Regions from separate parts of the Homo sapiens genome. Here region 2 is linked to region 1. Evidence: chromatin loops called from intact Hi-C (ENCODE). Cell type or tissue: endothelial cell of umbilical vein. All regions are shown on one strand. Links, peaks and the distances in the headings refer to the core of each region. The heading gives the core; the rest is flanking DNA. Region 1 overlaps RNF216 (ring finger protein 216). Region 2 has its middle 42 kb from the start of SLC29A4.

Region 1 (10,897 bases), core at 1,684-9,683:
GTGTGAAGGAGGCTCATAAGCTGAGTAGGGGCAGGCCCATGCAGCACACTGTCCTGAGGTGGGGAGAGATAAAATATAAGGAAAGTCTACTTGCCTATTGAGTAGTCCAGGTGAGAAATGTACAGCACTGCACAGCCTCTTGGGTCTTCATGAGTTGCTTAGAAGGAGCTGGGAACTACATTTCCTGGTAAGGTTTCAAAGAAGGTCTGCCAGTGAAAGTGCTTATGTACAATTGGGAAGGCCAAAGAAGAGGAGAGACCATTATTCTCTGAGGACGTTTTTTGTTTTTGTTTTTGTTTTTAAGTTTTGAGGCAGGGTCTCACTCTGTTGCCCAGGCTGGAGTGCAGTGGCACGATCTCAGCTCACTGCAACCTCCGCCTCCTGGCTTCAAGCAGTTCTCCTGCCTCAGCCTCCCAAGTAGCTGGGATCACAGGTATGCGCCACCACGCCTGACTGATTTTTATATTTTTAGTAGAGATGAGGTTTCACCATGTTGGCCAGGCTGGTCCTGAACTCCTGGCCTCCAGTGATCCGCCCACCTCAGCCTTCCAAAGTGCTGGTATTACAGGTGTAAGCCACCACCCCCAGCCTGAAGACATTTAAAAGCAGCTGCATTGGTTGCCCAGTGGCTCATGCCTGTAATCCCAGCACTTTGAGAGGCTGAGGCAGGAGGATCTCTTGAGACTAGGAGTCCGAGACCAGCCTGAGCAACATAGACCCTATCTCTACAAAAAAAATTTTAAAACTCAGCTAGGCATGGTGGTGTGTGCCCATAGTCCTAGCTACTTAAGAGACTGAGGCAGGACAATCAGTTGAGCCCAGGAGATTGAGGCTGCACTGAGCCATGATTGCGCCACTGCACTCTAGCCTGGACAACAGACTAAGACTCTGTCTTTAAAAGAAAAAAATTTAAAAAATAAAAGCCTGAGGGCACACATGAGTCTGGAACAGCATCTAGTGAGTATCAACTTGGCATGTTGGTGGGAGCTTCCCAGGGGCTCTTAAGATCCCAAATAGGAACACCACATATGTTTTTGTTTGTCTATGGGAGGAATATACATGGCCTGCTGAACTTGAAGGTAGCCATGTAGCTTCTTGTGGTCAGTGAAACATGTGAGTAGTTAGATCACTTGCAGAAAAAGCCGTAAAGGCATGTGGTGTGGGGTAGTGTCAAGATGACAGAAGAGAAAGCTCCAGACCCTCTTTTTCCCATAGAGAGAACAGTTCAACAACAACGGAAGGACCATTTCTCTCTGTGAGAAATCCAGAAACCAGTTGCATCAAAGGCTGGGGAATTTGTGACGCTGGCTCTCCAGAGTTCCTCCCCCTGGCACAGCACCATGTGATTGGGAGGAAGCTCCCAACTCCTGGCATCTTTCTGGGGAGGAAAAAGAAGACTGGAACATATATCTAATATTCAGACCTTTCAGGAGGCTGCTCAAGGGACTGGTTTCTGTCTTGTCTCACAGGAAAGGGCACCAGGTTGGGGACCTCTGAGGACAAATGGGATGGTGAAACTAGCACGTACTGACTCCTCATTGCCCTCTCCCTGCTCTTCTCGGGAGGGAAGGAGTTGGAGCATGAGTCCAGCATTCTAGGTTTTCTGGAGTCTGCCCAAGACTCTCGTTCCTGTCTCACTCGATGAAGCACTGATGGGACCTGGCATGGTCTAGGTCCCTGGGGGCTGCTGAGAACAAGAGAAAGCTGGGTGGTTTGTACTGCGCCAGAGGACCCACGGTACAGTAGGCAGAGTCCAGTGCACCTCGAAGGCTGCTTTTTGGGTCCAGGGGAAGAGTAGAGCATGTGTTCAGCATTTGGGCTTCTCAAGGGGCTGCCTGAGGGACTGGCTTCTGTCTCACCCAACTCACTGCTGGCAGAACCCAACCTACTCTAGATGCCTTGGAGCTGCTGAGGCCAAAAAAGAGCTGGGCAGCTTACAGCAGCTCCAGAGGGCCTGTGATACCTCAGACAGGCACCAGAAGAAGCAAGAGCTTGCAAGCTCCTGAAAAAAGGAAAACAAAAGCCTGAGCACTTATATTAGCCTACGATTTAGCAAAATCTTCTTGCAGGAAGCCTATTTTAGAATAAAGTATGAGTATCTCATGTAATTTATTGAGTACTGTACTGAAAGTGAAAAAGAGAATGATTGTATGGGTACTTGAATTACAGTTTCTACTGAATGTGTATCACTTTCACACCACAGTAAAGTCAAAAAGTGTAAAACCATTGTAAGTTGGAGACCATCTGTATATGCACCCGACATCAGTGCACCCAAATATGTGAAGCAAATATTGACAGCCGAAGGGAAAAATAACACAAAAATAGTAGGAGATTGCAATACCTCACTTTCAATCATTGTTAGCACCACCAGGCAGAAGATTAGTAAGGAAACAGCTGACTTGAACAACACTATAGACCTAACAGACACATACAAAATATTCTAGCCAACAGGCACAGAAAACACTTTTTCTCCTCTGTTGCGCATGGAACATTTTCCAGGATGGAGAATATTAGATCATAATACAGGTCTTAACAAATTTAAGATCAAAATCATACCAAGTATCTTTTCCAGCCACAAGGCGATACACTTAGAAATCACAAACAGCAAGAAAATTCACAAAGTATGAGAACTAAACACACTGTCCGGGCATGGTGGCTCCCACCTGTCATCCTGGCACTGTGGGAGGCCGAGGCAAGTGGATCACCTGAATTCTGGAGTTCGAGACCAGCCTGGCCAACATGGCAAAACTCTGTCTCTACTAAAAATACAAAAATTTAGCTGGGTGTGGTTGCGTGCGCCTGTAATCGCAGCTACTTGGGAGGCTGAGGCAGGAGAGAATCGCTTGAACCAGGGAGGTGGAGGTTGCGGTGAGCAGAGATTGTGCCGCTGTACTCCAGCCTGGGCGACAGAGTGAGACTCTGTCACAAAAAAAAAAAAAAAAAAAAAAACCACACACACACACTGAAAAGCTTTTTTTTACTAAGATCAGGAACAAGGCAAGGATATCACTGTCACCACTTCCATGCTATATAACACTGGAAGCCCTAGCTAGAGCTATTTGGCAGGAAAAAGCAAAAGCATCTATATCCGTGCAAGTTCACAGATAACATGATCTTATACATAGAAAAATCTGCAATTTCCACAAAAAAACTTGTTAGAATTAATATATTCAGTAAAGGTGCAGGATACAAAATTAGCACATAAAAATCAGTTGCGTTCCTGTACACTAACAAACACTCCAAAAAGAGAAATTAAGAAAATCTAATTTATAATACATCAAAAAAGTTGGAATACTTAGGAACAACTTAACCAAGGAGTGGGTAAAGACTTATACACTGAAAACTATAAAAAACTGCTGAAATAATTAAAGAAGACATAAATAAATGGAAAGACATCCCTAAAATGCATATGGAACCACAAAGGATCCCAAATATCCTAGACAGTCTTAAGAAAGAAGAACAAAGCTGGAAGCCTCACACTTCCTGACTTCAAAACTTATTACAAAGCTACAGTAATTTAAACAGGCAGACATGTAGACCAATGGAACATAATACAGTGCTCAGAAATAAATCCACACATTTATGATCAGCTGATCTTCAACAAGGGTGCAAAGAACACCCACCGGGGGAAAAGGTAGTCTCTGATTAATGGTGCTCTGTAAACTGAATATCCACATGCAAAAGAATGAACTTAGACGCTGATACCATATCTCATATCATAACACAAAAATCAACTCTTTAAATGGATTAAAGACTTAAGTGTAAGACCTGAAACTATAAAAACTAGAAGAAAACGTAGGTGGAAAGCTTCATGACATCAGTCTTGGCAATGATTTCCTGGGTATAATACCAAAAACAAGGTGACAAAAGCAAAAAACAGGCAAGTGACTACTAAGATGCTTTCAGCAAAGGAAACCATCAACAGAGTGAAAAGGCAGCCGGTGGAAAGGAATTGAAATCCTTTGGGAAAGGATCTCAGCATGTTCCTGTGTTCATTGCAGCATTATTCACAGTAGCCACAAGATGGAAACCACTTACTGACATGTTCGTCAACAGATGAATGGTTAAAATTTGGTATATTATGCAGCCTTTGAAAAGAAGGAACTCCTGGCACATACTAACAACACAGATAAACCACCTTGAGGGACATTGTGTTCAGTGCAATTAGCCAGTCATAGAAGGACAGATACTGCACGATTCCACTTAAATGCAGGATCTAAAGTAGTCAGACTCATAGAAACACAAAGTAGAACCCTGGGTGCCAGAGGCTGGGAGAAGGCAAAGTGGGGAGTCACTGTGCAGTGGGAAGTTTCAGTCATGCCAGATTAAGTTGTTTAGAGATCAGCTGTACAACATTTTGCTAACAGACCCTGTACACTTAAAAATGTGTTAATTGGGTAGTTTTTGTATTGTGTGTTTTCACCACAATTTTTTTTTTTTTTTTTTTTGAGATGGAGTGTCGCTGTGTTGCTCAGGCTGGAGTGCAGTGGTGCAATCTCAGCTCACTGCAACCTCCACCTTCCGGGTGCAAGCGATTCTCCTGCCTCAGCCTCCTGAATAGCTGGGACTACAGGCACATGCCACCATGCCCGGCTAATTTTTTGCATTTTTAGTAGAGACGGGGTTTCACCATGTTAGCCAGGATGATCTTGATCTCCTGACCTCGTAATCCTCCACCTGCTTCGGCCTCCCAGAGTGGTGTTTTGTTTTGTTTTGTTTTGTTTTGTTTTGTTTTGTTTTGTTTTGTTTTAGTTTTTGTTGAGATGGAGTTTCGCTCTTCTTGCCCAGGCTGGAGTGCAATGGTATGATCTTGGCTCACCATAACCTCCGCCTCCCAGGTTCAAGCAATTCTCCTGCCCCAGCCTCCCGAGTAGCTGTGATTACCTGCATGTGCCACCACGCCCGGCTAATGTTGTATTTTTGTAGAGGCGGGGTTTCTCCATGTTGGTCCGTCTGGTCTCGAACTCCTGACCTCAGGTGATCTGCCTGCCTTGGCCTCCCAAAGTGCTGGGATTACAGGGTGAGCCACCGTGCCCAGCCTACCGCAGTTTTTTTTAAAGGGCATATGGTTCATTTTTTCCCTCTGCCAAGAGGGATGTGCAGCATGAGTGAGAACAAAGTCTGTTTTGAACTACTGAGGTTTGAGTTTGTTCCAGCAGCATAACCTAGCACATCCTGACTGATAAGGATCATAAGGACCATAACTGCCCTTGGAGTTGGAGAACAGGAGCAGATTTGAGAGGTAGAGGATTAGAAGGTGATATGTTGCATGTGAAGGTGGGGAGAAAGCCAGAGGTCTCACAGGCGTGTCTGGTTTGGACCACTATGTAGTTGATGATGCTGTTTACAAAACTGGAAATGGAATCCAAAAGATTCAGGAGAGATTACTTTTGTTTTGGACATGTTGAGTTTTTAGGGGAGACATCCAGTGTGTACGTGTTTTTACAATGCCTGGCACATAGTAGGTGCTCCATAAATCAGTGACCCTAGATCAGTGATCCGGGTCAGTAACACAGGGAGAGATCTAGGCTGGAAAAAGATTTTGGAGTCTGAAATGAGCAGCAAAAGGAGGAAAGAGGAGGAGAGGGGTAAGGTGCCCATCAGGGAGATTATTATTAGCTTAGAAATGCTGGGCCATGCTAAGTTTAAAGTATGTTTTTTCATTTATTCACATCTTTTTATGCCCCTCAGCAACGTTTTGCAGTGGAGAGAATGTGTGTTATGATTACATGATGGATTACAGTATGTTTCAGAACTTGACTTTCACCTATGGATAACAGCATTCACATTTTAGTTTCTAATGTTAGGGTAAGGATTGTAGGTGTTTGGCCCATCATGGAAAATAAAGTGAAAAATGTTATATGGGGACCTGAGGCAGTGACGGCCTGGTGGAGCTGGCTCAGTGACCACCAGAGGAATGAGAGAAGTCCCCACCTTGTCCTTTGGATGAGAAAGGAGAGTTTATGCCTAATCTTCTGTCCTTATTTGTGGGCTGTGGAACGAGTTGCCACTAGGTGGCACAGATGCTCCATGAGGAAAGGGTTTTCTTCCTCTTGGGTGTTTGAAAAGTATGTGTCAGCAAAACACTGTTTTGTAAGCAGAATTGACACAGTTCTTTTGGGCTCAGTACCAAAGCAAATCGCTACGTGCATTTAGACTTTATCTAAGAAGTCCATGTTATTAGCGCATACGCTTTTACCTTTCTCAGTTGTGCAAATTCTCCTTATGCCATTCTTTGTAGCAAGATGGCTAAAGCAGTCGCTAATCCTTGAGGATTCCTGATATTTAAGACATGAGCCACAAGCTAATTTTGACCCGTGTGAGACTAAGGGCACCTGCTTTCTCATTGCAGTGTCTTTGCCAGTAATATAAATTCCAGTTGGCTTTTCAGGAACTTGTCGCTCTGAAATGAGGCGTTTATATTAATACGGCATTAATATAAACGTATTAATATAAGACGGCCTCTGGAGGAGGACTTGAATGGCTGGAATCAGTCCTCTGGAATCCCTGAAGAATAAGACACTGTATCTTTGATGAAATGGAGAGAGTCTTTGTTTCATTGATATGATGGAATGCTTTTGTCAAGGCTCTCAGCTCCCTTGTGTGTTCTCAGATAAAGAATTCATTAGTTTGTTTTCAGTGTGCTGCTTTTAGGAATGAATTGGGTGTGTTTGGTGTGAGACTGAAGAGTGTTACATAAAAGGAGATTTGAAGGTGATGCTTCTGGAATATGTATTCTTAGGGTCAGAAGTTTCACTGTTGAGTCTTTTCTGCCTTGCCACAGCCATAACTTTGCTTTATAAACTCAGAGCTGTGTAAGTCAAGTTTTCCAGAAACTTAGGGCCACAAGGTGGAGGTTTAGGCACACTCATGAAGCAAGCGCTAACGACGAGAGACCATCAGGTGGTGAGAGTTTAATCAGAGTAACTGAAGAACATCTGGTGTAGTCTTTTCGTGGAAACTGCAAATGTGTGTGTGGTTGTGTAACCACCCATCTTTTCCCAATGTCACTTGTATTTATTTATCTTTTCTCACCTGCCAGCTTTCTTCCCTGCTTGTTTTTCTGCCCTTTCTAGGTTCCCATCCTATTCTTTGTAGCATTTGCTGTTTTTAACTTTACAGCCGTGAAGTACAACCAAAATTCACATCTGCAGTGAACCAGTTTGTTGGTTAAAAAACAGGCATCTGCAGCCTCCTACAGTAGCTGCATGGCTGCGTGAAGAGAATGTAAATGAGTGTGGACCAGCTATCAATGCCAGGGCAGCTCCAGCTGTGATGGCGGGTGGTTGGCACTTATTAACAGCACTCTAATTTGGGGCCCAGCCAGTCAGCTGACTCCTGTGCTGAGCACGGCCTTCACATTTATCTAGAGATGAATGAAGCTTGGGCCACTTGTTCCTACTATCAGGGAAGACCTTTATTCAGGAAGTAGCGTTGACAAGAACCAAATAGCTGGGTAACAAAAAGATTTTTAAGCCCACAAATGAGGACTCATTTACTGGAGTGGAAGTCCATGCTGCATGATGTGAGTCAAATATGAAGGAGGGTGGTGTGAGAATTTCTCATCATGGAATGTGACCTGCCCTTGCTCCTCCAAGGTGAGTCACTTTCTTCAGAGCCCAGCATGGGTCCCTCTGAAGAGCTTCAGGTTCAGGCCGCAGAAGGACGCTCCCTTACAGGTATATCATGTAGGGTGCCTGGCAGAGCTCTCAGCTCATATTGGTCCCCACAGCAGCCCTACAAAATAGACACTGGCTTAAAGTCAGGTGATGGTAAATGGCAGAGCTGAGTGGGTCGCAGACACCATCCCTGTGAGCCTCCCTTCCGTCACGTACTGAGCAGGGCTGGCGTCATAGCAAGGAGGCTTCAGGATTTTTAACTCTACTTGTGTCTGAGTACTTCTGTCAGTTTTCACTTTTTAAAATTTCACTTTTTAAAATTTAAAAGCATAGTGAATCTATTCATCACAGACTTCTTGATCCTGGGAAGGTTTTGGTTAATTACACACGCAAGCACATCCTCTTCCCTTACCTGCTATTGAAGCACAGTAAATACAGCATAGAGTAGATGTGTTTGTTAGATTCTTTTAAAGAAGAAGAAAAATAATAAAAGGCAAATGTTGCTTGCCTCCCTTCCCACCCTGCCTTCCCATTAAGAGTCAAATACCATGCTTGCTGTTTCAGTGATTATTCAGAAGGGAGAGAGCTGACAACCCGAAATAGGGAAAGGTAAAAATACATACGCATTATAACAAAACGCCAATATGAATAAAAATTTTATTTTTGTTTCTGCTTGGCCCTGTGGAAATAGTTTTTTACCCCTGTATTTCAGCTACTTTATCCCTCATGTCAGATGCTAATGGTAGAAGCACCTGCCTCTCCCCTTGGCCCGCCTTGGAGGAGGCTGGGAGCTGTGAGTGAACATGGACTATGCTGCCACTCCCACTCCCTCTGCAGGGCTGCTGCAGCCCCTCAGGTTTCTCCCCTCGAAACTCGCAGAGGCAACTGCTGACCCCCCGGCAGGTGGCAGAGCCCACACCCACCTGCATTTCAGAGCCAAGGAAGTCTAGAGTCAGCGTGGGCTCCGAGAACCCGGCAGCGACCTGGGGCCTCAGATGTCGCCGACCTCCCTGATCCCTAGGAAATGGGCCTGGCTCTTCCTTGTCCCAGACAACATCCTGGTGCTCCCTTCTGGTCCTGAGCTGCCTTCCTGGGTTAGTGTTTCCACCTTCTCAGGAGACCAGTCACGAACCTCCTGTTCCATTCACATGAAGAGGCATTGTTTGGGACACGTCTTTTGCTGGGCTTTCATAGTAAGTTGTCTGTTTCAACAGTTCTTTTGAAGCCCTTACGTGAGAAGTGTTGATTGATGTGCAGCTCTGCACAGCACTGGGTGCTGTGAGGCCATGAATGGCAGTGAAATGCGTGGCTGTTGCTGCATCACAGTGAGGGAAACGGTATAGCTCAGTGGTTAAGACAAGGGATTTTGATATTAAACCCACTTATGCTTTAATTCTAGCTCCTCCACTCACTAGCTTTGTGACATAGGGTGAATACTTGATCTCCCTAAGCCACATTTCCTTTCCGTGTACAATAAGAACGGTTGCACCTACCTCGTAGAGCTTTTGTGCAAAACCAATGGAAACAGCGTGGGTAAAGTGTCAAGTGCAGTGCCTGGCACTTTGTGTCACGAAGTAATAGCTGCCCAGTGAGGATGGTGTGTGCAGATGTGCGGCCTCAGGAGATGAACGGAGATCCTAGAAAGGGGGAACTGCCTCCAGTTTTGTGAACCTGCTGCCACAAGAGCATGGAGTTCCCCTAAAGTGGGCAGGTGGAAAATCCCATCAGGGAACAGAAGATGACTCATCACTCACCACTCAACTCATTTCTACCAGCTCCCCAGTGTTCTGCCATGTAAAGGGGTAGATTTTTCAACCTGATTTTTTTGCTAACTGATACATTCTATAAGAAATGACAGCTCTCCTTTAGTCCACGTTATTCAAGTTCAGAGAAGGGCCCTGTGCAACCTGGGGAGAGCCACGTGCTGGGGGAGGCTGTCGTGTGTGTGCTCCCACTCTCAGGGTCTGCACTCTCTGTCCACAGCACTGCTGTGCTCCTTCTCTCAGGTTTCATGTTGATTTCTTACTCCTACTCAGAAGGTTTAGAATCTCAGGGATGACATTCAGAAGAAATGAGTACAGGAGGGGCCTAGAAACAAAGACGGCGATACGCTATACTAGAGAACTCCAAATTAGTTGCAGTGGAGAGATGGAAATCCAGGGTTTGTCTTCTTGGTGCATTGGGCATGAGTTTTTGTCCTACTGGGAGGGCACTGGTCATCCTGCCCACCCATGGCAGCGGGCAGGCTTGGATGCCAGGGCTGCTCACCTTGGACTGTCCTTGTGGAAGGACACACCTACTTGTCTCTTTGTTGTTGTTATTTTTGGTCTCTACTAAAACACACTGTCTGTAGTACTCACAGAAAAAGATTCTCTGTGGATTTTTAACGAGTTTCTATGGGTACTTAATTAAAATTTAGTGGCTCTTTTTGTGGTTTTGTGTACTAGTTAGCTATTGCTTCTCAGGCTTGTCACAGCCTGTGGGGATCAGAAGCTTGGAGTGGCCCTCTTTCTAGAAACCACACACCACCTATTAAGTTCCTTTGTATATTTTACTAAAATAATTTAATGACATTTTTCTGTGTCTGTGGCCTCATCAAGGGAGAGATGCATGTTAGAAATTTCACAATAAAAATCCCTCAAGAATTGATACCTACAAAATACCTTTTTATAAGAAATGTTTTACCTCCTTTTTGTCATTGCACTGATTTTGTGTTGTTAGGTGTCAGCATCCTGATTTGTTGTCATGATCTCATTGTGATGTCCTTGAGAAGGGGCTGTGTGTGAGTGCACGTGTGCGGCTTGTGGTGTGTGCTGAGGTGGAAAGTGATAGTGTTCCCTCTTTGCATTCTCAGCACAGAGCACTGCAGGGTTTCCAGCCTTCCAGGTAGAAGAGAAATTGTTGCTATGGTAATACCGCAAGCATGAAAACACCCCCTGTCCCCGTGGGTGTCTGTGTCAGGGCGGGGAATGTGGAGAAGGGGAACAGTAGCAAAGAGGAGTGTTTAGGGCATCGAGCAAGATGAGAGCAAAGCCTAAGCTGAAGCTGCTGTTGGGTGGAATTTCTTGTGTTTATCCTTGAATTCAAGGTCAGATTCCAGTTGCAATGTGGTAGCTGAGAACGTAAAAGGCCTTTTATTCCTCAGTGTCTTCCCTGACTTTGAGACAAAGATAAAGAATACAGAGGGTCTCTGTCACATCTCCAGTTCCCAGAGGCCACATGGCCTTCCCACAGACCACAGTTAGAAAATGTGCGTCTGTATCTGTGGCCAGTACATC
Region 2 (10,897 bases), core at 1,159-9,158, 460 kb after region 1:
GATCGTAAAGTGTCCCACGCTCAAGAAAACTGTGGAGTGGACCTTGAAGGGCTTCCCCACCTGTGCAGGAGGGAAGATTCGGGACAAACCGCAGGGTGGCCAGAGAGAGGAAGCACCCCACCAGGCAGGAATAGGGTGTGAAGGAACAATACAGTATGCCCTTTAAAACATACATTGGCAGGGCTTGGTGCAGTGGCTCAAGCCTGTTAATCCCAGCACTTTGGGAGGCCAAGGTAGGAGGATTGCTGGAGGCCAGGAGTGCAAGACCAACCTCAGCAACATAGGGAGATGCCCTGTCTCTAAAAAATTTTTAAAAATTAGCCGGGGGTGGTGGTGCACACCTGTAGTCCCAGCTACTCAGGAGGCAGAGGTGGAGGATTGCTGGCCCAGGAGGTTGAGGCTGCAGTGAACTATGATCATGCCACTGCATTCCAGCCTGGGTGACAACCTGGGAAGTGGAGGTTGCAGTGAGCTGAGATCGCACCATTGCTCTCCGGCCTGGGGGACAAGAGCAAAACTCCATCTCAAAAATAAATAAATAAATAAATAAATAATAATAAACAAATAAAAAATCCAATGTCTCCAATGATCAGGACCTATGATGACTCCACGGACATTAGCTCAATGGCCACATTAATGCAGGATATAGCCTGCTTGGCTTCTGCATCCATCCATCCGCAGCCACACGGCCACTTAGAGCCCAGGCTGGAATCCTGGTCTGGGACAAAGGCCAGTGATCTTTCCAACACTGCGTGCCCAGGAATCACACACGTCTACACACATGTGCACACATGCATGCAAGTGAACATGCCACCCTGGCTCCACGCCGTCCTCCATGCTTGCCAGCAGGGTGGGCATGGTCTTGCATTCAGACACCCTGCTCTGTGGTCTCCAGACTTTATTTTTATTTTTATTTATTTATTTATTTTTGAGATAGTCTTGCTCTGTTGCCAGGCTGGAGTGCAGTGGCGTGATCTTGGCTCACTGCAACCTCTGCCTCCCGGGCTCAGGCGATTCTTCTGCCTCAGCCTCCTGAGTAGCTGGGACTAATGGCACCTGCCACCACACCTAATTTTTTTTTTTTTTTTTTTTTTTTGAGACAGAGTCTTGCTCTGTCGCCCAGGTAGAGTGCAGTGGCGCAATCTCGGCTCACTGTAAGCTCCGCCTCCCAGGTTCATGCCATTCTCCTGTCTCAGCCTCCTGAGTAGCTGGGACTACAGGCGCCTGCCACCACGCCCGGCTGATTTTTTTGTATTTTTTAGTAAAGACGGGGTTTCACCGTGTTAGCCAGGATGGTCTCAATCTCCTGACCTCGTGATCTGCCCGCCTCGGCCTCCCAAAGTGCTGGGATTACAGGTGTGAGCCACTGCGCCCGGCCTGTTTCAAGCCTCTCAAGTACCTCCTGCATTCCTATCACTCAGCATGCACCCTTTCCAGGCAGCCTCTTTTGTCCAACACACAAATGTGTTGTCAGACAATGGATTCCAATTTTGGGATTGGAAAAAAAAGATTCCCATTAGTAACGCAGGGAGAACACACAATCATTGTGGGGCTACATACTAATGTGAATAAATCAGCTCCTAACAGGCTCTCTCTGTTAGAAAAGTCACCAGAAGGAAACACACAGCAGTGTTAACCCCAGGTTAGCTCTGGCACTGGCAGTTACAGGTGATCTTTCTTTTCTTTTCTTTTCTTTTCTTTTTTTTTTTTTTTTTTTTTGAGATAAAGGCTCACTCTGTCGCCCAGGCTGGAGTGCAGTGGCATGATCTCAGCTCATCACAACCTCCGCCTCCCAGGTTCAAGCGATTCTCCTGCCTCAGCCTCCCGAGTAGCTGGGATACAGGTGCCTGCCACCATGCCCGGCTAATTTTTCTATTTTTAGTAGAGATGGGATTTTGCCATCTTGTCCAGGCTGGTCTTGAACTCCTGACCTCAGATGATCCACCCACCTTGGCCTCCCAAAGTGCTGGGATTACACAGGTGTAAGCCCCTGTGCCTGGCTAGAGACTGGTTTTTGTTGTTTTGTTGTTGTTGTTGTTTTTGAGACAGGGTCTCACTCTATCCCCCAGGTTGGAATGTGGTGGTGCGATCATAGCTCACTGCAGCCTTGATCGAGACCCTGGGCTCAAGTGATCCTCCCATCTCAGCCTCCCCAGTAGCTGGGACTACAGGTGCGTGCCACTATGCCCAGCTAGGGGCAGGGACAGTTTGTGAAAAGAGCCACTTGCTGCCATGTAGGACGAGCTCTCTCTCTCCGATGACCCCATCCAAATCCTTCTGGAGGACAGGGCCTGGGGAGGGACCCGTGCTCCGAAGCCCCAAAGCCCTCTCTGATGGAAACTGCCCAGTGATGGGCACAGCTCTACGTGTCTTCATCTTTCTAGGAGCCCAGAGGTTCTTCCAGATTTGGGGTGCCTCCTTAAGAGGGACCCCCAGAACACTGACACAGTCTGACCCCTGGAGTCAGGGGGTGGGGACAGGAGCTGATCCCTTGAACTTCCTCAAAAGGAGCAGAAAGCTGAAAATAACCAGAAAAGATGCTCCCCAGAGCCTTAAGCAAAGGAGCTCGTCTGAACAAATTGCGGGTTTTTCTCCTTTGCCGGCAACACGGCAGCCACAGCCCTCAGCCCTGCCTGCGGTGCCCACCTGAAGCAAACAGAGTGACTTTGCCAACCACAGTGACGTTCTGCATTGGTGTAGGTTTCAGGACAGAATGGAGCAGCCTGGGCGCTCCCACGAAGGTCAAGAAGGACATAAATGACAGAGCTGGCCAGCGGCCAGGACGCGGGGCCCATGGTGGGTTCTGGGGCAGTGGCCAGGGACCCTCCTGGGGGCCATTTGTCAGCACCAAGGAGGCTGCAGGGACCTGACTGCGAGTCTGTCAAGAAGAGGGCCGCAGGCAGCCTGGGGCATGGTGCCATGGTCTGGGCTTGGGGGTGGATGGTGGCCAATCCCAGAACGCATCTCTGCATCTCAGAAGGGGCCCAGGGAAGCCAGGGTGGGGTGGCTGAGGGTGGGGAGCTATGCAGATCCTGGCTCTTCAGACAAGGACAGCAGGGGCCTCCCCCGGCCCTGTTCCCTCAGCCTCTGCCAGGAGCAACTGAACCCTGTCCTGCCCTGTGCCACCAGCTGGGATGAGTTACCTTGCCCAGGAGAGTCTTCTATTTGGGGAGGGGTGTTTTGTGAGCAAAGTGCCCTGAAGCCAATGGGTCACTGTGCACACCATGAGGCGTTTCTTTCATTCTAAGGTGTCACTTAGTTACGGATTTCCAGGGGACAGGTGGCCAAATTAATGACCCTGGGCTGTGAAACACTCCAATTTTCTTTCTTTCTTTCTTTCTTTCTTTCTTTCTTTCTTTCTTTCTTTCTTTCTTGCTTGCTTGCTTGCTTGCTTGCTTTCTCTCTTTCTTTCCCTTCCTTCCTTCCTTTCTTTCTTTCTCTCTCTTTCCCTTCCTTCCTTTCTTTCTTTCTCTCTCTCTTTCTTTCCCTTCCTTCCTTTCTTTCTCTCTCTTTCTTTTCCTTCCTTCCTTCCTTCCTTCCTTTCTTTCTCTCTTTCTTTCCCTTCCTTCCTTCTTTCCTTCCTTCCTTTCTTTCATTCTTTCTTTCTTTCTCTCTCTCTTTCTTTTCCTTCCTTCCTTTCTTTCTATCTTTCTCTCTCTCTCTTTCTTTCCCTCCCTCCCTCCCTCCCTCTCTCTCTCTTTCTTTCTTTCTTTCTGACAGAGTCTCACTCTGTTACCCAGGCTGGAGTGTAGGGGTGCGATCTTAACTCGCTGCAATCTCCGCTTCCTGGGTTGAAGCGATTCTCGTGCCTCAGCCTCCTGAGTAGCTGGGAGTACAGGCACGCACCACCAAGCCTGGTTAATTTTTGTATTTTTTAAAGGAGACGGGGCTTTGCCATGTTGGCCAGGCTGGCCTCGAACTCCTGGCCTCGAATGATCCACCTGCCTTGGCCTTCCAAAGTGCTGGGATTACAGGCGTGAGCCACCGTGCCCCGCCCCTAACACTCCAATTTCATAAACACCACCACAGGGAAGGAATGGTCTTAGAATGAGTAGGTGGCTGCGTGTGGTGCCTCATGACTGTATTCCCAGCACTTTGGGAAACTGAGGTAGGAGGACTGCTTGAGCCCAGGAGTTTAAGACCAGCCTGGGCAATGTACCGAGAACCTGCCTCTACAAAAAGGCATAGTAGTGGGCACCAGGAGTCCCAGCTACTTGGGAGACTGAGGTGGGAGGATCACTTGAGCCCAGGAGGTTGAGGCTGCAGTGAGCTGTGATCCCACCACTGCACTCCAGCCTGGGTGACAGAGTGAGACCCGAACTCTAAAAGAAAAAAGAAAGAATGAGGCTGGGTGCAGCGGCTCATGCCTGTAATCCCAGCACTTTGGGAGGCCGAGGCAGGCGGATCACCTAAGGTCAGGAGTTCGAGACCAGCCTGGCCAACATGGCGAAACCTCATCTCTACTAAAAGTACAAAAATTACCCAGGCGTGGTGGCACGTGCCTGTAATCCCAGATACTCGGGAGGCTGAGGCAGGAGAATCGCTTGAACCTGGGAGGCGGAGGTTGCGGTGAGCTGAGATTGTACCACTGCACTCCAGCATGGGTGACAGAGTGAAACTCCATCTCAAAAAAAAAAAAAAAAAAGGAAGGAAGGAGGGAGGGAGGGAAGGAAGGAAGGGAGGGAAAAAAAAGAGAGAAAGGACCATGTATTGCCCAGGCAGAGCCTTATGGTTTACACTCACTGCTCTCGAACCTCACTCCCTGTACCTGCTGTTATCTCCGTGGGATGCAGGGAAGCCAAGGGCCTCTCTAGCACTTTCTCCATCCTGAGGTGCTGGGCAGCTCTCTCCTCAGGCTCTCTCGGGAGCTGTCTGTGCTTGGCCACCCTCCTTCCCCGGGGACATATCAGACTACACAGTGCCTGCTTCAGAGCAGACAGCGTTTGCTGGTGCGGGGTGTGTGTGTGTGTGTGTGTGTGTGTGTGCGCACGTGTCTATGTGTGTGTGTGTTGGGAGAGCCTCTGTCTGAAGGCTGAGGTCAGGAGCTCAGAGTCAAGCCGTCTGGGGGTGATGCTCCGGTCGCCCTCTCTAGATCTGACTGGCTTTTTCTTTTTCTTTCTTTCTTTTTTTTTTGACATGCACTCTCACTCTGTCGCCCAGGCTGGAGTGCAGTGGCGCGATCTCGGCTCACTGCAACGTCCGCCTCCCAGGTTCAAGTTAGTGTTCTGCCTCGGCCTCCTGAGTAGCTGGGATTACAGGCGCCCGCTACCATGCCCAGCTAATTTTTGTATTTTTAGTAGAGACGGGGTTTCACCATGTTGGCCAGGCTGGCCTCAAACTCCTGACCTCAGGTGATCCGCCTGTCTCAGCCTCCCAAAGTGCTGGGATTACAGACGTGAGCCACCTCGCCCGGCCTGACCGGCTTTATCGATTCACCATTTTAAATGGTGATGAATCGGCTCTCCCGCGGGGGAATGGCATGATTAGGAAACAGGTCGTTGAGAGGGGAGGGGTGGCCAATAAGAAGGCAGGCGGCCAGGAGGCCGTGGGGCTACAGACAGGGGAGGGAGCTGCCGCTGGAATGGAGTCCCACTGTGGCAAGGTCACCCTCTCCCCGGAGGGAGAGGCGCCCTCCGAGACCCACATTCATCCACAGGCGGTAACGAGAACAGAGTGAAATTCCCATTGTCGGAGGAAGCCAGGTTTCTCCACGGCCTCTGTTTGCCATTTTTGCATTGGGAGTTCATTCAAACTAGCACATTGGCGAAGCTCCCGGGTGCGACCGCCCAGCCCCCAAGGACACAGTCTGACCAGGGCACCCTCCCCCACAGCTCGCCAACCCACCAGCCCCGCAGATGTCTGCACAGTTGGGAGACTTCCACCACCTAGTGGCCGTGAAGAAAACCATCCACCCTCCTCAGAGCTCGGGGTTGGGAGGAGACTCAGGCGGCTCCTGAGGTCCTGATGGTCTATCCGTCTGTGTCTCGCAGCGTTAGGGTCCAGAGAAACACAGGAAAGGCAGGGCGGGGGCGGGGAGGGGTGCAGGGGAGCTCACCTGGCCCGGCCTGCCTCCCTTGTCTACCCAGCTTGCAGGGCCTCAGCAGCTCCAGGAGTCTGACAACAGCGCTCTGGGGAGGAAAATCTTACCAAGGAAGAGTTTGTAACTGTAGCATGCTTGTAAACTAGAATATTATTATTTTTTTTTTTGGTAGAGGCTGCGGCGGGTCTCAAACTGTTGCCCAGGCTGGTCTCGAACTCCTGGCCTCAAGTGATCTTCCTGTCTCAGCCTCCTGAGTAGCTGGGCATATCAGCCCACCTGGCTAATTTTTTTTTTTTTTTTTTTTTTTTTTTTTGAGCTGGAGTCTCGCTCTGTCGCCCAGGCTGGAGTGCAGTGGCGCGATCTCGGCTCACTGCAAGCTCCGCCTCCCGGGTTCACGCCATTCTCCTGGCTCAGCCTCCCGAGTAGCTGGGACTACAGGCGCCCGCCACCACGCCCGCCTAAGTTTTTGTATTTTTAGTAGAGAGGGGGTTTTACCGTGTTAGCTGGGATGGTCTTGATCTCCTGACCTTGTGATTCTCCTGCCTCGGCCTCCAAAGTGCTGGGATTACAGGCGTGACCCACCATGCCCGGCCACACCTGGCTAATTTTTTAATTTTTCGTAAAGACGGGGGTCTTGCTCTGTTGCCCAGGCTGGTCTTCAACTCCCAGCCTCAAGCAATCCTCTCACCTCGGGCTCTCAAAGTGCTGGGATTACAGGTGTGAGCCACTGTGCCTGGCCCCTAGGATACTATTTTATATTTCTAAAGATATCTGCATTATTTATTTATTTATTTATTTATTTTTGAGACAGAGTCTCACTCTGTCGTCCAGGCTGGAGTGCGGTGGCGCCATCTCGGCTCACTGCAACCTCCGCCTCCCGGGTTCAAGCGATTCTCCTGCCTCGGCCTCCCGAGTTGCTGGGATTACAGGCACGCGCCACCACGCTCAGCCAATTTTTTTATATTTTTAGTAGAGATGGGGTTTCACCACGTTGGCCAGGCTGGTCTCGAACTCCTGACCTTGTGATCTGCCTGCCTCGGCCTACCAAAGTGCTGCGATTCCAGGCGTGAGCCACCGCGCTCAGGCAATTTTTTGTATTTTTAGTAGAGACGGGGTTTCACCATTTTGGCCAGGCTGGTCTCGAACTCCTGACCTCGTGATCCGCCCGCATCAGCCTCCCGAAGTGCTGGGATTCCAGGCGGGACCCTCTGCGCCCACCGGGTGCTTGGCTTTAAAGGTGACTTGTCCTCCCGCCCACGCCATTCCTCAGAGTCACTGCAGGACTGAATGAATGGCGAGGGCAGGCGGGCAGGAGGCTCCAGGACTTCCTTCAGAGCCCGTTTCATTTTACTTAGGGCTTCTGCTAGTTAGTACCCGTGTGCTCTGGGATGCTGGTTTAAGCAGAAAATCCCAGCTGTTATTTCCAAAGCTGGTGGCGGAGTTTAGAAGTTTCTCGACTTAACATGCACCGTGCCTCCTCACACCGAGCGCAGATCCGCGCCCTGCAGACAGAGCTGTGCGCGCCAGGGAGCCAGTTCCCCAACCCTGCCGTTCTGCGGCCCTCGGTGGACTTCGGTCCGAACTCTCCCAGGTCCCCAGGCTCAGGCACAGGCTCAGCACTAAACGCACCAGGGAAGGTCAAGAGGAGGGCGCTGAGGGGACCTCCCCGAGGGAGAGGAAAGGCAGGGAAAAGTCTTCAGATTCCCTTGAGGAAAGGTGCTTCGCCGTCGCAGGGAGCCCAAGCACATTTCTGCGCTGACCCACTAAAAAGTAATGTCGCACAGGAAGAAAAAGCCACTTCTAAAAGCAGCAACAGGGCCGGGCGCAGTGGCTCACGCCCGTAATCTCAACACTTTGGGAGGTCGAGTCGGGTGGATCACCTGAGGTCAGGAGGTTTTTTTGTTTGTTTGTTTGTTTGTTTTTTGTGACAGAGTCTTGCTCTGTCGCCCAGCCTGGAGTGCAGTGGCGTGATCTTGGCTCACTGCAACCTCCGTCTCGCAGGTTCAAGTGATTCTTCTGCCTCAGCCTCCCGAGTAGCTGGGACTACAGGGGCGCACCACCAAGCCAGGCTAATTTTTTTTTCTTTTTTAGTAGAGACGGGGTTTCACCATATTGGCCAGGCTGGTCTCGAACTCCTGACCTCAGGTGATCCGCCCACTTCAGCCTCCCAAAGTGCTGGGATTACAGGCGTGAGCCACCGCGCCCGGCCGAGGCCAGGAGTTTGAGAACAGCCTTGGAAACATGGTGGAACCTCGTCTCTACAGAAACATGCAAAATTATCCAGGCTTGGTGGTGCGCACCTGTAATCCCAGCTACTCCAGAGGCTGAGGCAGGAGAACTGCTTGAACCTGAGAGGTGGAGGTTGCAGTGACCCAAGATCATGTCATTGCACTCCAGCCTGGGCTACAGAGCGAGACTCCCATCTCAAAGAAAAAAAAAATAAAATCAGAAGCAGAAGCTGTAACAGAAACAGAAATCAGCACAGGGAATAGTGGAGTCTTGTGTGTGTCCGAGGGATGACACGATGCTCAGCGTCTGCTCAGACAGACGGTGGCTGTGAGAAGCCCTGATGGGAGAGCTGCCAGCCTGGACAGCCGGCTGTGAAGACTCCACGCCAACCAACGTCCCGCAGGCCGCACGGAGATGGGCAGGACCGAAACACACAAGGCTTGGCCTTTGATGAAAAGGAACTCCCCAAGCCAGAAGGAAGTGTGTGATGAAGCAATTCAGCTCAGAGAAGGATGTGCTTCTAGAAGAATCGCCGCATCAGCACTATGTTTAAACTCACATGCTAATCCAAACATGGACCGGCAAGAACGCAGGCGGAACAGGTCCACCGTGTCCTGGCCCACGCACAAGCGGGCCAGCTGTTCCACCAACGCAATCATTCAGCTGCGGCGACACCCGGAGGGGCTCCCCTGTGTAATGCCCCCCACCCTGGGAGAGCTGGGTTTCTTTTTGTTTTCTTTTTTCTTTTTCTTTTTTTTTTTTTTGAGACGGAGGCTCACTCTGTCGCCAGGCTGGAGTGCAGTGGGCGATCTCGGCTTACTGCAAGCTCCACCTCCCGGGTTCAGGCCATTCTCCTGCCTCAGCCTCCCGAGTAGCTGAAACTACAGGCGCCTGCAACCACGCCCGGCTACTTTTTTGTATTTTTAGTAGAGACGGGGTTTCACCGTGTTAGCCAGGACTATCTCGATCTCCTGACCTCGTGATCCACCCGCCTCGGCCTCCCAAAGTGCTGGGATTACAGGTGTGAGCCACCACGCCTGGCCGAGTTGGGTTTCTTTAAAAGATTTTAGTCAGGCTTCTGGCATTTTGCTATAATATTCTAGGTAGAATTATAGGGCAATTTGGTACAAATTAGATGTTTAAGGCTGGGCTCGGTGGCTCATGCCTGTAATCCCAGTACTTCGGGAGGCCGAGGTGGGTGGATCACGAAGTCAGGAATTCGAGACCAGTCTGACCAACGTGGTGAAACCCCGTCTCTACTAAAAGTACAAAAATTAGCCTTGCGTGGTGGTGGGCACCTGTAATCCCAGCTACTCAGGAGGCTGAGGCAGGAGAATCGCTTGAACTTGGGAGGCAGAGGTTGCAGTGAGCTGAGATCGCACCACTGCACTCCAGCCTGGGTGACAGAGTGAGACTGTCTCAAAAACAAACCAAACAAACAAAAACAAATGAGATGTTCAGCCTGTGAGTAGGCAACAAAAAAATAGAACACAGGTTTTAATTTTAAGAGAGGGGGTCTTGCTATGTGGTCCAGACTGGCCTTGCCTCAAATTGCTGGTCTCAAGCGATCCTCCTGCCTTGGCCTCCCAAGAAGCTGGGATTATAGGTGTGAGCCACCACGTCCAATTCTTTAGCGTGTTATAAAATGCTGATAGCAATGGGCTTTCAGTCAGATTTGGTGGGGGAATGTAATCAGTATGTTCACCTGAAGCTCAGGCAGGCACACACACACACACTCACAGACACACACACACACACACATGCACGCACACTGGCAGCACCAAAAACAGCTTCACCTAAAATGAAGTGTTAAGAGGAATCTATTTACATTATAACTAACTATAGAAAGAAACGATGTAGAGGTGAGGAATCAAGACAGTCTCTTCACATTCTGAACTTTAGAAAGATTTCATTTTTCTTTTTTCTTTTTTTTTTTTTTGAGACAGAGCTGTGCTCTGTCACCCAGGCTGGAGTGCAGTGGCATGATCTCTGTTCACTGCAAACTCTGCCTCCCGGGTTCAAGCGATTCTCCTGCCTCAGCCTCCTGAGTTGCTGGGATTACAGGCACATGCCACCATGCCCATGTATTTTTAGTAGAGACGGGGTTTCACCATGTTGGTCAAGCTGGTCTCAAACGCCTGACCTTGTGATCCACCCGCCTTGGCCTCCCAAAGTGCTGGGATTACAATAGGCATGAGCCACCGCGCCCGGCCTCATTTTTCTAAATTAGAGACTTTCCTAGCTGGTTATTAGGGAAGGGTAAGAACTGGTCACATCTCAAAACCCTGAGATTGGTTTTGTTTTGTTTTTGTGCTTCAGAAAAACCCACAGATTGAAAAGGTATGACATAGGTGAAGGGTTATGACCTGGGTCAGAACTAAAAGATACGTCAGAAAAACCCTATCTGCTTGGCCAATGATTATCATGATATATTTTCAGTAAGAAATAAGTCATAAAAAAGAGAATTCTATGTAAAGCAGGGAGGCGACCCAAACAGAAGTCCCACGGTTTCCCTGCACGTTCTTTTTACATCTCCAACACCACAGAGCTGAAGCCGAACGGTCCCGCCTCTCTCTTAAGTACGCTTGTAAAATAACGCATTTGGATTTCCTGCTTGCTGGCCATGGT

The links. A loop is a pair of places that touch in the nucleus more often than their neighbours do. Peaks named below come from ENCODE experiments on the same cell type or tissue, not always from the same donor. Only the 100,000 strongest peaks of a DNase experiment are listed, where the experiment ranks them.
Region 2: a loop joins it to region 1, with 11 times the contacts of the local background. A loop is called at or near these places in 6 of 110 quality-filtered maps.

What each region holds. Positions count from the first base shown.
Region 1 is chr7:5,699,771-5,710,667 of GRCh38, reverse strand. The region is part of intron 13 of RNF216 (ring finger protein 216); the gene reads left to right. Among named protein-coding and RNA genes, the nearest start is that of MIR6874, 6.7 kb to the left of the region's middle. RefSeq lists enhancers at 1,962-2,031, 7,519-8,718, 9,182-9,461. In endothelial cell of umbilical vein, for the core only: a CTCF peak has its summit at 6,020 (motif pointing right); a DNase peak (open chromatin) is centred at 6,047.
Region 2 is chr7:5,235,356-5,246,252 of GRCh38, reverse strand. No RefSeq gene overlaps it. Among named protein-coding and RNA genes, the nearest start is that of SLC29A4, 42 kb to the left of the region's middle. RefSeq lists enhancers at 5,178-5,267, 5,741-6,035. In endothelial cell of umbilical vein, for the core only: a CTCF peak has its summit at 5,886 (motif pointing left); a DNase peak (open chromatin) is centred at 5,852; H3K4me3 peaks cover 552 bases.